Regions from separate parts of the Homo sapiens genome. Here region 2 is linked to region 1. Evidence: chromatin contacts called from ENCODE Hi-C or POLR2A ChIA-PET data. All regions are on one chromosome and are shown on one strand. The core of a region is the stretch at or near the end of the contact, and the rest is flanking DNA. Distances in the headings are between cores, read along the strand shown.

Region 1 (6,882 bases), core at 2,399-4,898:
TTCTCCCCTTTGTAGGACACAAGGACTTTGGGCTTGCCTCCTTCATTAATCACTTGAAAAGGCCAAAGTTTCATATCTGCTTGTACAACAGGATCATTAAATTTCCTGCCGATCAGACGTTTAGCATCAAAAACAGTGTTCTGGGGATTCATTGCTACCTGGTTCTTGGCCGCATCCCCAATGAGCCGCTCGGTGTCTGTGAAGGCCACGTAGCTGGGGGTGGTGCGGTTGCCCTGGTCGTTGGCGATGATCTCCACCTTGCCGTGCTGGAACACCCCCACACAGGAGTAGGTGGTGCCCAGGTCGATGCCTATGGCGATTCCCTTGGCAGTAGCCATGGTTCTCTGAGGCCTATGGAGAAAGAATAAGATACTGTTTTGGGAGAGTGCTTTTCAATGTTATTTATTTTTTTGAGACAGGGTCTTCCTCTGTCACCCAGGTTGGAGTGCAGAGGCGCAGTCATAGCTCACTGCAGCTTTGATCTCCTAGGCTCCAGCAATCTTCCTGCCTTAGCCTCCAGAATAACTGGAGACAACATGCCCGGCTAATTTTTTTTTTTTTTGAGACGGAGTCTTGCTTTGGACTGCAGTGGTGTGATCTAGGCTCACTGCAACCTCCACCTCCTGAGTTCAAGCGATTCTCCTGTCTCAGCCTCCCGAGTGGCTGGGATTATGAGGGCACCACCACGCCCAGCTAATTTTTGTATTTTTAGTAGAGATGGGGTTTCACGGTTTCACTATGTTGGCCAGGCTGGTCTCAAACTCCTGACCTCAGGTGATCCGCCCGCCTCGGCCTCCCAAAGTGCTGGGATTACATACGTGAGCCACCGTGACCAGCTCTCTGCCTGGCTAATGTTTTAATTTTGTGTACAGATGGGGTCTCCTTATGTTGCTCAGGCTGGTCTCAAACTCCTTCAGGGCTCAAACGATCCTTCAGCCCCAGCCTCCCCAAGTACTGGGATTACAGGAGTGAACATCTCGCCCAGCCTATTTTTTATTTTTTATTGTGGTAAAATACATACAAATTGTACCATCTTAACCATTTTTAAGTGTAGAGTTTGGTAGTGAGTTCAATCACAGCGGTGTTCAACCAATTTCCAGAATTCTGTTCATCTCGCAAAACTGAAACTGTATACTCATTAAGTAACTCCCGTTTTCCCCTCCCTTTATCGCCTGGTAACAACCATTTTTTTTTCTCATTTTTTAGAGACAGGGTCTCGTTTTGTCACGCAGGCTGCACTGCAGTGGTGTAATCATGGCTCACTGCAGTCTTGACCTCCCAGGCTCATAGGATCCTTTTGTCTCAGCCTCCCAAGTAGCTTGGACCACAGGTGAATGCCACCACACCCAGCTAATTTTTTATTTTTTTGTAGAGACCAGGTCTCCCTGTTGCCCAAGCTAGTTTCTCACTCCTGAGCTCAAGGAAACCTCCTCCCACCTCCAAGTCACCAAGTGTTAGGATTATAGGCTTGAGCCAAGGCGCCCGACCTCTTTTTTCTATCTCTATGAATTTGACTACTCTTGTAACTTCATATAAGTGGAATTATACAGTATTTATCCTTTTGTGACTTTGCTTATGTCACTTAGCTTATGTGCACAGGTTTCATCCATGTTGTAACATGTCACAATTTCCTTCCTAAGGCTGAGTAATATTCATATTTATATACCACTGTTTTTGATTTTGTTTTGAGACAGAGTCTCACTCTGTTACCCAGGCTGGAGTGCAGTGGCATGATCTTGGCTCACTGCAACCTCCACCTCCTGGGTTCAAGCTAATTCTCCAGCCTCAGCCTCCCGAGGAGCTGGGACTACAGGCGTGCACTGCCACGCCCAGATAATTTTTGTATTTTTAGTAAAAACAGAGTTTCACCATGTTGACCAGGATGGTCTCAAACTCCTAACCTTAAGTGATCCGCCCGCCTCGGTCTCCCTAAGTTCTGGGATGGCAGGCATGAGCCACCACCGCACCCGGCCTATATACATTTTGCTTATCTATCTCTCGATGGATACAGATTACAGAATTTACAGAATAATGTTGCTATGAGCAAGCCTATACAAATACATGGAGACGCTACTGTCATGGCAGACTGCTTTTTGGACAGGGTAGACAAAAGTATTCTCAGCTACTCAAAGAAGTTGGGAAGCAAGTAGCTGTATATTGTTTTCAATTTCCCAAGTGACCTAATTCTACTGTCCTGTTCCTATATATTTTACTGTGGGATTCTGTCTCTTTATGACCCAAGAGTAGTGTACATTCTGGTCTCTTCAAGAGACATCAGCCTCCACACTTGAGTTCTGCTGCCTTCCTGGGATAATATTCTCTATTAGGGGTTCACCGGCAGTAAATTCCAGTCAGGCTGAAGATGACTGCTAGAAAACCACAAGCCTTCCAGTTTTCTCAAACGACATGGCACTCCAGACAGTATCTGTATCCTTCTCCTAAATAAAACTCCTGTTTTCTGGAGCCAATAACTGATCAATAAAGGGTTTAAGGGCGGGGGGCGGTGGCTCACGCCTGTAATCCCAGCACTTTGAGAGGCCGAGGCGGGCGGATCACGGGGTCAGGAGAACGAGACCATCCTGGCTACCATCCTGGCTAACACGGTGAAACCTCGTCTCTACTAAAAAATAGAAAAAATTAGCTGGGCGTGGTGGCGGGCGCCAGTAGTTCCAGCTACTCGGATGGCTGAGGCAGGAGAATAGCTTGAACCCGGGAGGTGGAGCAATTAGCCGGGCGCGGTGGCGGGCGCCTGCAGTCCCTGCTACTCGGAAGGCTGAGGCAGGAGAATGGCCTGAACTCGGGAGGCAGAGCTTGCAGTGAGCCAAGATCGTGCCACTGCACTCCACCCTGGGCGACAGAGCGAGACTCCGTCTCAAAAAAAAAAAAAAAATTAAAAATAAATAAATAAAAATAAAATAAAGGGTTTAGTGTCTATCCCTCTCCACACCGCAGATTCCTAGGCCGCACTCCCTTTCCCCCGCTTCCCAGTTACCCCGCCTCCCCCTTACCCCGCCTTCCCCGCCTCCCCATTTCCCCGACAGGCCGCACTCCCTTCCCCCGCCTCCCCCATTCTGGCTGCTCCGACCAATCAATCTGAAGCCATCTTAGCTTTCCCCAAGTGCTCCTCCTACCCGGATCAGCCAACGCCCACATACCTCAGGCTTAAACCAACTAGGGAACTTTCCAGTACTTTCCCAAACAAGGACCTACTGAGCCTTTCAGGTTCACAATCAATCAGATCCCTACTGGCTCACCTAGTCTCCCGACGCCTTCGCTTCAGTTTGGAAACGTCCAGATTACGCAGCCCCAGCGAGTAGGTGGGGGCTCCCTCAATATCAAACTGCACAACCGGGGTCCCCCCACCCCCCACCCCGTCCCTCCCTGCAAATTTGAGACGGCTCCAACTCAGTAATCTTTTTCCAAACTGGCCCATGAGGTCAGAGACAGTATCTCCATTGTAACGTGGCCGGGCGGTGTCAACACAAACGCCCCCACCCTCCCCTGGACGCGCGTAACCCGCTCCCCGCACCAGCCCCCTGCCCACAACTGCGCAGGCCCAGCAAGCCCCCACAATTAAAAGCCCAGCGCCGACCCTTCCTGTCAATTAGGCGCTGAAGCGCAGGCGGTCAGCATCGCCATGGAGACCAACACCCTTCCCACCGCCACTCCCCCTTCCTCTCAGGGTCCCTGTCCCCTCCAGTGAATCCCAGAAGACTCTGGAGAGTTCTGAGCAGGGGGCGGCACTCTGGCCTCTGATTGGTCCAAGGAAGGCTGGGGGGCAGGACGGGAGGCGAAAACCCTGGAATATTCCCGACCTGGCAGCCTCATCGAGCTCGGTGATTGGCTCAGAAGGGAAAAGGCGGGTCTCCGTGACGACTTATAAAAGCCCAGGGGCAAGCGGTCCGGATAACGGCTAGCCTGAGGAGCTGCTGCGACAGTCCACTACCTTTTTCGAGAGTGACTCCCGTTGTCCCAAGGCTTCCCAGAGCGAACCTGTGCGGCTGCAGGCACCGGCGCGTCGAGTTTCCGGCGTCCGGAAGGACCGAGCTCTTCTCGCGGATCCAGTGTTCCGTTTCCAGCCCCCAATCTCAGAGCGGAGCCGACAGAGAGCAGGGAACCGGCATGGCCAAAGCCGCGGCGATCGGCATCGACCTGGGCACCACCTACTCCTGCGTGGGGGTGTTCCAACACGGCAAGGTGGAGATCATCGCCAACGACCAGGGCAACCGCACCACCCCCAGCTACGTGGCCTTCACGGACACCGAGCGGCTCATCGGGGATGCGGCCAAGAACCAGGTGGCGCTGAACCCGCAGAACACCGTGTTTGACGCGAAGCGGCTGATTGGCCGCAAGTTCGGCGACCCGGTGGTGCAGTCGGACATGAAGCACTGGCCTTTCCAGGTGATCAACGACGGAGACAAGCCCAAGGTGCAGGTGAGCTACAAGGGGGAGACCAAGGCATTCTACCCCGAGGAGATCTCGTCCATGGTGCTGACCAAGATGAAGGAGATCGCCGAGGCGTACCTGGGCTACCCGGTGACCAACGCGGTGATCACCGTGCCGGCCTACTTCAACGACTCGCAGCGCCAGGCCACCAAGGATGCGGGTGTGATCGCGGGGCTCAACGTGCTGCGGATCATCAACGAGCCCACGGCCGCCGCCATCGCCTACGGCCTGGACAGAACGGGCAAGGGGGAGCGCAACGTGCTCATCTTTGACCTGGGCGGGGGCACCTTCGACGTGTCCATCCTGACGATCGACGACGGCATCTTCGAGGTGAAGGCCACGGCCGGGGACACCCACCTGGGTGGGGAGGACTTTGACAACAGGCTGGTGAACCACTTCGTGGAGGAGTTCAAGAGAAAACACAAGAAGGACATCAGCCAGAACAAGCGAGCCGTGAGGCGGCTGCGCACCGCCTGCGAGAGGGCCAAGAGGACCCTGTCGTCCAGCACCCAGGCCAGCCTGGAGATCGACTCCCTGTTTGAGGGCATCGACTTCTACACGTCCATCACCAGGGCGAGGTTCGAGGAGCTGTGCTCCGACCTGTTCCGAAGCACCCTGGAGCCCGTGGAGAAGGCTCTGCGCGACGCCAAGCTGGACAAGGCCCAGATTCACGACCTGGTCCTGGTCGGGGGCTCCACCCGCATCCCCAAGGTGCAGAAGCTGCTGCAGGACTTCTTCAACGGGCGCGACCTGAACAAGAGCATCAACCCCGACGAGGCTGTGGCCTACGGGGCGGCGGTGCAGGCGGCCATCCTGATGGGGGACAAGTCCGAGAACGTGCAGGACCTGCTGCTGCTGGACGTGGCTCCCCTGTCGCTGGGGCTGGAGACGGCCGGAGGCGTGATGACTGCCCTGATCAAGCGCAACTCCACCATCCCCACCAAGCAGACGCAGATCTTCACCACCTACTCCGACAACCAACCCGGGGTGCTGATCCAGGTGTACGAGGGCGAGAGGGCCATGACGAAAGACAACAATCTGTTGGGGCGCTTCGAGCTGAGCGGCATCCCTCCGGCCCCCAGGGGCGTGCCCCAGATCGAGGTGACCTTCGACATCGATGCCAACGGCATCCTGAACGTCACGGCCACGGACAAGAGCACCGGCAAGGCCAACAAGATCACCATCACCAACGACAAGGGCCGCCTGAGCAAGGAGGAGATCGAGCGCATGGTGCAGGAGGCGGAGAAGTACAAAGCGGAGGACGAGGTGCAGCGCGAGAGGGTGTCAGCCAAGAACGCCCTGGAGTCCTACGCCTTCAACATGAAGAGCGCCGTGGAGGATGAGGGGCTCAAGGGCAAGATCAGCGAGGCGGACAAGAAGAAGGTGCTGGACAAGTGTCAAGAGGTCATCTCGTGGCTGGACGCCAACACCTTGGCCGAGAAGGACGAGTTTGAGCACAAGAGGAAGGAGCTGGAGCAGGTGTGTAACCCCATCATCAGCGGACTGTACCAGGGTGCCGGTGGTCCCGGGCCTGGGGGCTTCGGGGCTCAGGGTCCCAAGGGAGGGTCTGGGTCAGGCCCCACCATTGAGGAGGTAGATTAGGGGCCTTTCCAAGATTGCTGTTTTTGTTTTGGAGCTTCAAGACTTTGCATTTCCTAGTATTTCTGTTTGTCAGTTCTCAATTTCCTGTGTTTGCAATGTTGAAATTTTTTGGTGAAGTACTGAACTTGCTTTTTTTCCGGTTTCTACATGCAGAGATGAATTTATACTGCCATCTTACGACTATTTCTTCTTTTTAATACACTTAACTCAGGCCATTTTTTAAGTTGGTTACTTCAAAGTAAATAAACTTTAAAATTCAAGTGATGCCTTTTATTCCTTTATTTGGGGGTCAGTAGGGTCTGCATAGGTTGTTTTTCCCATAGCGTCTAAAATGGAATGGCATTTTTGCTTCCAGTAAGGGCAGATTTTGCAGAGGTGTGACTATTGTAATGTGATCCATTTGTGTTAGACAAATGGTATCCTCCAGTAAAGCTTCTTGATTCTGGCCAGGAGTGGTGGCTCAAGCCTGTAATCCCAGCACTTTGGGAGGCTGAGGTGGGCGGATCACTTGAGGTCAGGAGTTCCAGACCAACCTGGCCAATGTGGTGAAACCCTGTCTCTACTAAAAACACAAAAATTAGCTGGGCGTGGTGGTGCGTGCCTGTAGTCCCAGGGAGGCTGAGGCAGGAGAATCGTGTGAACCCAGGAAGCAGTGGTAGCAGTGAGCCGAGATCACGCCATTGCACTCTAGCCTGGGCATCACAGCAAGACTCCGTCTCACACACACACACAAAAAAGTAAAGTTTGTTGATGCTGATTGGGTTTAGCCTGAGGGTACAGAAAAAGTTTAACACCTGGGAGGGTAGCCTTAAAGTGATGTTTGTGTAAGATTGG
Region 2 (6,632 bases), core at 3,628-6,127, 360 kb after region 1:
TTTCTACACACACCATGCCCCCTTCCCCCAATCCACTACTCACTTTGTACCCTTAGGTTCCCTCATTGCCCAAGACCCCTTGCCCCTCACTTCATGTTCTCGACGTTGCGTCCTCGCACGGCACACACAGGGATGGCGAGCACAGCCAGGAAGAGGATCCAGCCATTGTAGAAGGCCATCTTGAAGAAGTACTTGGCACTGGGGCTGCAGAACCACAGGGTGGGCAGCAGGAAGAGCAGCAGCAGGAAGAGCAGCAGCAGCAGCATCCATGCCCCTGGCCACAAATCCATTCTGGCCACCTGCAGGGGATGGGGCAAGGGACAATCAGCCTGGTTTCTGGAGGAGAGTGGGGTAGGCAAGGCACAGAAGGCAGGGCTGGGGGCTGGTGCTATGAGGACAAGGGCCTGAGACACAAACTGGGGCAGGGGTCTCATTGAAACCTTCCCAGGAAGGCTCTCTAGGATGAGGGTGGTGGAGAAAGAGCTCAGGACTGCTCTCCCACCACTCTTCCCAAAGGCTCCGGATATATTCAGACAAGAGACACAAGACACAGACATCTACAATTCACAGATACCTGATAATAAATGACAACAAGAATAATAGCTAACACTTGTAGCTGGTAAGGGTCTTATAATGGTCTATACTTGTGCTGTCCGAGAAAGTAGCCACCACCTACATGTGGCTACTTGAAATGCAGCTAGTCTGAACTGAGATGTGCTGGAAATGTAAAATACACATCAGATTTCAAAGACTGAATAAAAAACAAAATGTGAGATATCCATTACTAATCTTTTATGCTGACTACATTTTGAAATTATAATCTTGGGCCGGGCGCAGTGGCTCACGCCTGTAATCCCAGCACTTTGGGAAGCCGAGGTGGGCAGATCACGAGGTCAGGAGTTCAGGACCAGCCTGACCAACATGGTGAAACCCCGTCTCTACTAAAAATACAAAAATTAGCCGGGCCTGTTGGCGCATGCCTTTAATCCCAGCTACTCGGGAGGCTGAGGCAGGAGAATCGCTTGAATCCGGGAGGCGGAGGTTGCAGTGAGCCAAGATCACGCCACTGCACTCTAGCCTGGGCAATGGAGTGAGACTCCATTTCCAAAAAAAAAAAAAGAAATTATAATCTTTTGGATGTTATCAGATTCAAGAAAATATATTACTAAAATTAATTTCACTCTTTTTGCCTTGTAAAAATGTGGCTACCATAAAAAAATTACATTGTGGCTTGCATTATATTTCTGTAGAACAGTACTGGTCTATACATTAAGTTAAACTCTTAAAATGATGCATATGATAGTCTAGAAAGTACTATTACTATTTACATTTTATAGGAAATAGGCCCAGGGAGGCTAAATAACTTACCTGAGGTCATACAGCTCCTAAACAGCAGTTTCTAGGTTAAATCTAAGCCGCCTGTGTTCCTAACCACTCCATTACGCTGACACTGGTATGTATTGCATATATATATACGAACACAGCACACAGCATATATGGTGATTGTGACAGAACACTCACAGCCATATACCCAAGGGCCAAATGGCAAGATTAAAAGTTCGTGTCACTAATGCCAACAGACACACAGTCATACAAAGACTAACATGTTCACACATAGACACAAATTTATAATTACACCCAGTGACAGATAAAAGAATGTAAATGCATAACTAGAAAAATCCCTCTCCACCCAGGCAGCTCCCCTATTCCTAGGTAAACTTATGGACATACCTGGAATAGCTACAAAGACCAATCCTACCTCCAGACAGGCAAACGAATCCTACTACCCTTTCCCTTCCTTCTAGTGACACTTTGCGTGGGCAGGTACAGTGTGTGAGGCCTCACCAAGTGAAAAAAGGAGGGAATGGAGTAAAGGTGACCTAACAGCACTTGCCCTGGGAGAGGAAAGGGCTCAAGAGGAAGAGAGGCAGGAACACAGAACCTGTGTTCTAGGTTCTTCCTCCTTCCTCCACTCTGCCCCAGTGTTGGGGGCAGGGTAACAATTCACAAAAAGGGTGTTCAGGCAAATACCTGTCATTCCTACTGAGGCCACAGGCACTGTCTTCCCATGATGGGAAGGGCTATGCTCAAAGGTAAGCCTATTGCCAAGCGAGAAGGTAACAGGCAATAGAGGAAACAGGAGACCCTGCCAGTTGGAATACCGTAGGCTTTCTGAGCTGCTCCATCCCACTGCCCCTACAAGTTCAGAACAGCATCATTTCTCCCCTGAACTATGTGGAGTAGGCTCCCAACTCCCTCCAATCCATCTTCCACGTAGCAACCACAGAGATTTTTCTGTTAGCACAGATTTTTCTGAAACACAGAGCATTTCCCTGTCTTGCCTAAAGGCTCTTCTTGATAAGTTGACTTCTGCTTACATCTTCGACCACATCCTCACAAAACTCTTTGTTCCAGTCAAACTGATTCACTTCAGTTCCTCAGACACCATGATCTTTCATGCTTCCCCACCTTGAACATGCTGTTCCCTTTGGCTGGAATGCCTGTCTCTTCTCCTGCCTCACACAGCTCAGTGTCACCTTTTGGAGGGCTGCCTGAACCCCTCCAGGCCTGTGCTTTCCTTACACTTTTATCTTGATCAGCGGGTCTCGAAGTATAGAAATGCAAATTATTAGACTTCACCCCAGATCTACTGAATCAGAAATTCTGGGCATTAGGTCCAGCAATCTGTTTTTCTTTTTCTCACTCTGTCACTCAGGCTGGTTTTGAACTCCTGGACTCACGCGATCCTCCTGCCTCAGCCTTCCAAACTGTTGGGATTACAGGTGTGAGCCATCGTGGCTGGCTAGCAATCTGTATTTCAACAAGCCCTCTGGTGAGTCTGATGTGCGCCTGAATTTAAGAACCACTGATCTTGACAACACACTATGTGTTGACTGGCGTTTTTGTTTCCCTCCTTAGGCTGTAAGCAGCTTAAGGACAGGGACTCTGTCTTATCTCCAGTGCCAGGACAATAGGAGATGGAGTAGGTGCTCAATAAACACTTGCTGAACAGATTCTAAGGCTGTATACCCACCCATAGAGCCACAGTTAATGACAGAGATGGCGGTTCTGATCACAAATTAGATAGTTATCCTCTTGAGTAGAAGTGACTACTAAAAGAAGTCACTGAGAAAGTAACGAACACACCAAGCCTAATGGTAACCGACTCTGAATAGATACATGCAATACATAGCCATAATGAAGGCAGAGTAACAATAATCAGGAAGAGGTCATCTCACAAGAGAAATGTACCGAATGGGATCAAGATGCCACAGGGAAAGATGCTGCTCTCATCAAATGTGTGCCAACAGTGCAAAGAATGGAGGATAATGTCCATAAATAAATACCAACAATGGGGTTCACAGCAGGATTGACCCTGTGACATGCATTGAGCTCATGGACACAGACTGTACACAGCCACTGGAAAGATAATGTTTGTGTAGAGAGGTATGGGCCAGGGAGGTCACCAAGGTAAGGCATGCAGGGATGGTTCTTTGCAGACCTGGAGACCCAGTTACCTTCTTCTCTTAACACTTGATATTAAGTGACCCTCTTTGGAGAACAAAAGTCCAAGGATTTAGAAATGCAATGGAGGGCCAAATTTAATGAGCATACGGCTCACAAAATATACTGATGACAAATTTATAACACACATTCTATGGTCCTGTTACATCAGTGTATCATGCAAAGGCGCATACACATGTGTTCTGTGAACTGTGACTGGGAAAACACAGCAAACAGGCCAATTCAGTCAGACATCAGAGTGTGGGGTATTCAGCCAAGCCATGGGATCCCACACATGAAGACTACTGCAAATGGTAGGACCATGGACATGTCAGCCAAAGCAAAATAAGGTATATAACCTTCACATGCTGAAATAAACATGCCAAAACATAAAATGTGCAAGTAACATGAAATTATAGAACAGGTGCAATATATGAAAACTCACACACATGCGGTACTTAAAACATGTCAAAACTGGATGTGAGACATGGACACAAGAATGAAGAATGGGCAATTCTGATAGAAAATAACACACCATTTCTACACAGCCTATGGATAGCATTGGGACAACCTAGTTGCACACAAGCCATTAAACATGTCAAAGGCACACAGACTCAATGTAGAAAACATGGCTCCCATAAGGCATTTGTGTGTCAGTAAGGGTCTAGCAGTGTGGAAGGCCACTGAGAAACAAGAGGTCCTGTGCCTAGATGGAAACAGAGGCACCTAAGGGTATTCCTAAGAGGCAAATTCTGCTGGCCTTCTCCCCTCATGACCCTTCAAGAGTCATGTGGGGTCAAAGGGCAAGAAAAGGAATTGGGGAAGGTGTAGGGAATTCCCTCTCCAGGATTCCCTGTGCACGCTCCCAGTCCCAAATTCACAAGGGTTTCCATTTCTCCTCCCTCCCAGGTCTCTTCCATCCTTCCTCCCTCTCAGGTCCCCTCTCCTATCCCCAGCAACCCTCTTCCCAGTCGGCCCCTCTCCTTTCCCCAGCAACCCTCTCCCCCAGTCGGCCCTCCCAGACCCAATCTCTCCCCTTCCCCTCATCCTAGTCGCTTTCAGCACCCTCTTCCCTCCTCCTCCCATCCCTTTCCCGCCCACACCTCAGAGGGGTAGGGGGCCTGGGGGGCTGGCCCCCTCCCCAGCCAGGCTGCGGCAGCGGTGGTGGCGGATGGCTGTGTCTCTGTCTCTGTCGGGGTGTCGGTGCCAAGGGGGCGACGGGATTTGGGGGTGTCCTAGCCCCGGCCGATGGAGGGGAGGTGGGAGTGGGAGGTTGGGCCCATAGCGGTAGGAATGGTGGGGGGCTGTCCCCCCAGCACCCTCCCTCCCTCCCTTTCTGCTGTCTCTCTGAGGGCTGGGGCTGCTGCCGCCGCTATTCCCCCGCCACCCCTCCCCAACGCCTGCTGGTTTCCGGGGCCGGCCAGGAAGTGGAGGGCGGTGATGGGCAGCCTGTTTTGCCAATCGTCTCCCAGAAACTCTGGCATCTCCTCCCCACATCTACCAGTGTCCTCTTGCGAGCCCCGCCCCAGGGCTCTCCCTCGGTCTTTGCCCCCATCTCTGGCTCCAGCTGCATCTTTTTTTTCTCTAACTCCCTTTCAGCTCTGGATCCCCTGGTGCTGTATTCCTCCTTCCGCACATTCCTTCCTTTATTCTCCATCAGCTCTCTTTTAACTGCCACTTTTACTTGGTCTCTTTTTTTCTCAACTCCGGTTATCTGCTGCTTATTCCCCCCAACTATTCTTAAGGACCCCTTTTCCCGTACCCATTCAATTCTAAACATTTATCAAGCATCTACCTACCATATGACAAGCATTAAGTTCACCTCTCTTCTTTTTCTCTCCAGGACTCCATCTCACTCCATCTCACTCTCCAGTCCTCTGGTCTGGTTTCCTTTGCCCTTTGTCCCTCACTATCTCCCAGCAGTCCAGCTCCCCCCTCCACCTGCCTTCTCTGGCCTTTAAAGAGAAGAGATCTCTTTGGCCTTATCCCTGACCCTTTCCTTTTCCATGCTCTTTTACCTCTGTACCTTTTCTTTCCTACTTCCTTCGTATCAGTCTCCTTACTTGCCCAAGCTGAGACAACCCCTTCTCACAACATACAATATGGGTACATCTTTTCTTCCAATGGAAATTTGGCTTCAGGGGTGCTTTCTAGAAAAATAAAAAGTGAGGAAGAATGCCGATTCCTCTGGAATGCGCGTGCCTCCTTAATTTGGTAGCCATGTATCTAGTTTTCCACCCCCTCTTCTCTTCCTCCACTCCCATTATCCCTTTACTAGGATCATTCCATCACTTCACTCTCCTTCATTTCCACCTTTCCCTCTCAATATCTTCCTTCCTAAACCTCAAGCTTCCTGAATCCTCATCTGCCCCAGTCCTTCTTTACGCAACTGCTAACTTCTCATCTTTCCTTACTCTTGAGTCACATGGGATCTTTTATCAAGGTCCCCCCTCTAGCCACACCTTTACCCTGCATTAGTTTACATGCCCTCGGGAAGAGGATTGGTAGTGGGAGGACTGTTACCTAATTCTGCTCCTTTAGTCACAGTGAGGGTCAGTGATTGTAGGAAAAGCCCAAACTCCCCGGGGTCCAACCTGGGAAGAAGACCCTATTTCTGATGGGCAAATTATAAAGAGGAAAGGGCGGGTCTAGCCTCCGCGGGTCTCCTTAAAAGGGGCGGGCTTTGTCCCTTTTGCACCACTCACAAAGGGGTTGAGCCCAGAGCTTTCCTGCTCTGAAGGTTTAAAACGGAGTTGAAGTCAATCCTGTTCTACTCTGTGTACAACATTAAGAAAGGGGTGGGCCTTTAGTTCAGTTTTGCTCTGTAAATCACCTAATATGGGGAGGGCTGAGTCGTCCAGCCGAATGAGTTGGGTTAACACCAGCGCCGCAGATCGATGTTCCCACTATCCAAACGTCGGGCTAATCCCAGTTCTGCTCCCTTAACTAAAAGGGAGGGGCAGACCCAAGTTCTGCTCTCTACGTCACCAAAGGAGGTTGGAGCCATTTTGAACCCTGCGACCCTAGTGTTTTCCCTCTTTTCCTAGCTCTTCGCCGTCTTTCCCGATGTCGGCCAATCAGGGGAAAAGGAAAAGGCCCAATCAGCAGAAAGTCCACAGCTGAAGGAC

The links. Hi-C counts contacts between places; a loop is a spot of excess contacts on that map. ChIA-PET counts read pairs that join two places held with the same protein, here RNA polymerase II (POLR2A). Pooled maps may share reads with other maps.
Region 2: a loop to region 1 is called in a pooled map, with 3 times the contacts of the local background. The contact joins the promoter of AGPAT1 here to the promoter of HSPA1L in region 1. A Hi-C loop is called at or near these places in 2 of 168 maps with a recorded cell type or tissue (K562 and sigmoid colon), 1 of 37 single-sample maps with no recorded cell type and 11 of 50 pooled maps. POLR2A ChIA-PET finds 5 or more read pairs at or near these places in 7 of 52 experiments (A673, HEK293, HEK293T and 4 more).

What each region holds. Positions count from the first base shown.
Region 1 is chr6:31,811,635-31,818,516 of GRCh38, forward strand. HSPA1L (heat shock protein family A (Hsp70) member 1 like) reads right to left here and starts at 3,649. Exons shown (of 2, transcript NM_005527.4): 1 at 3,255-3,649; 2 at 1-351. The coding sequence starts at 338. HSPA1A (heat shock protein family A (Hsp70) member 1A) reads left to right here and starts at 3,909. Exons shown (of 1, transcript NM_005345.6): 1 at 3,909-6,308. The coding sequence starts at 4,123. The coding sequence ends at 6,048. RefSeq lists enhancers at 3,012-3,841, 4,548-5,117, 5,118-5,687.
Region 2 is chr6:32,171,207-32,177,838 of GRCh38, forward strand. It overlaps AGPAT1 (1-acylglycerol-3-phosphate O-acyltransferase 1), which reads right to left and starts at 4,878. Exons shown (of 7, transcript NM_006411.4): 1 at 4,608-4,878; 2 at 91-299. The coding sequence starts at 290.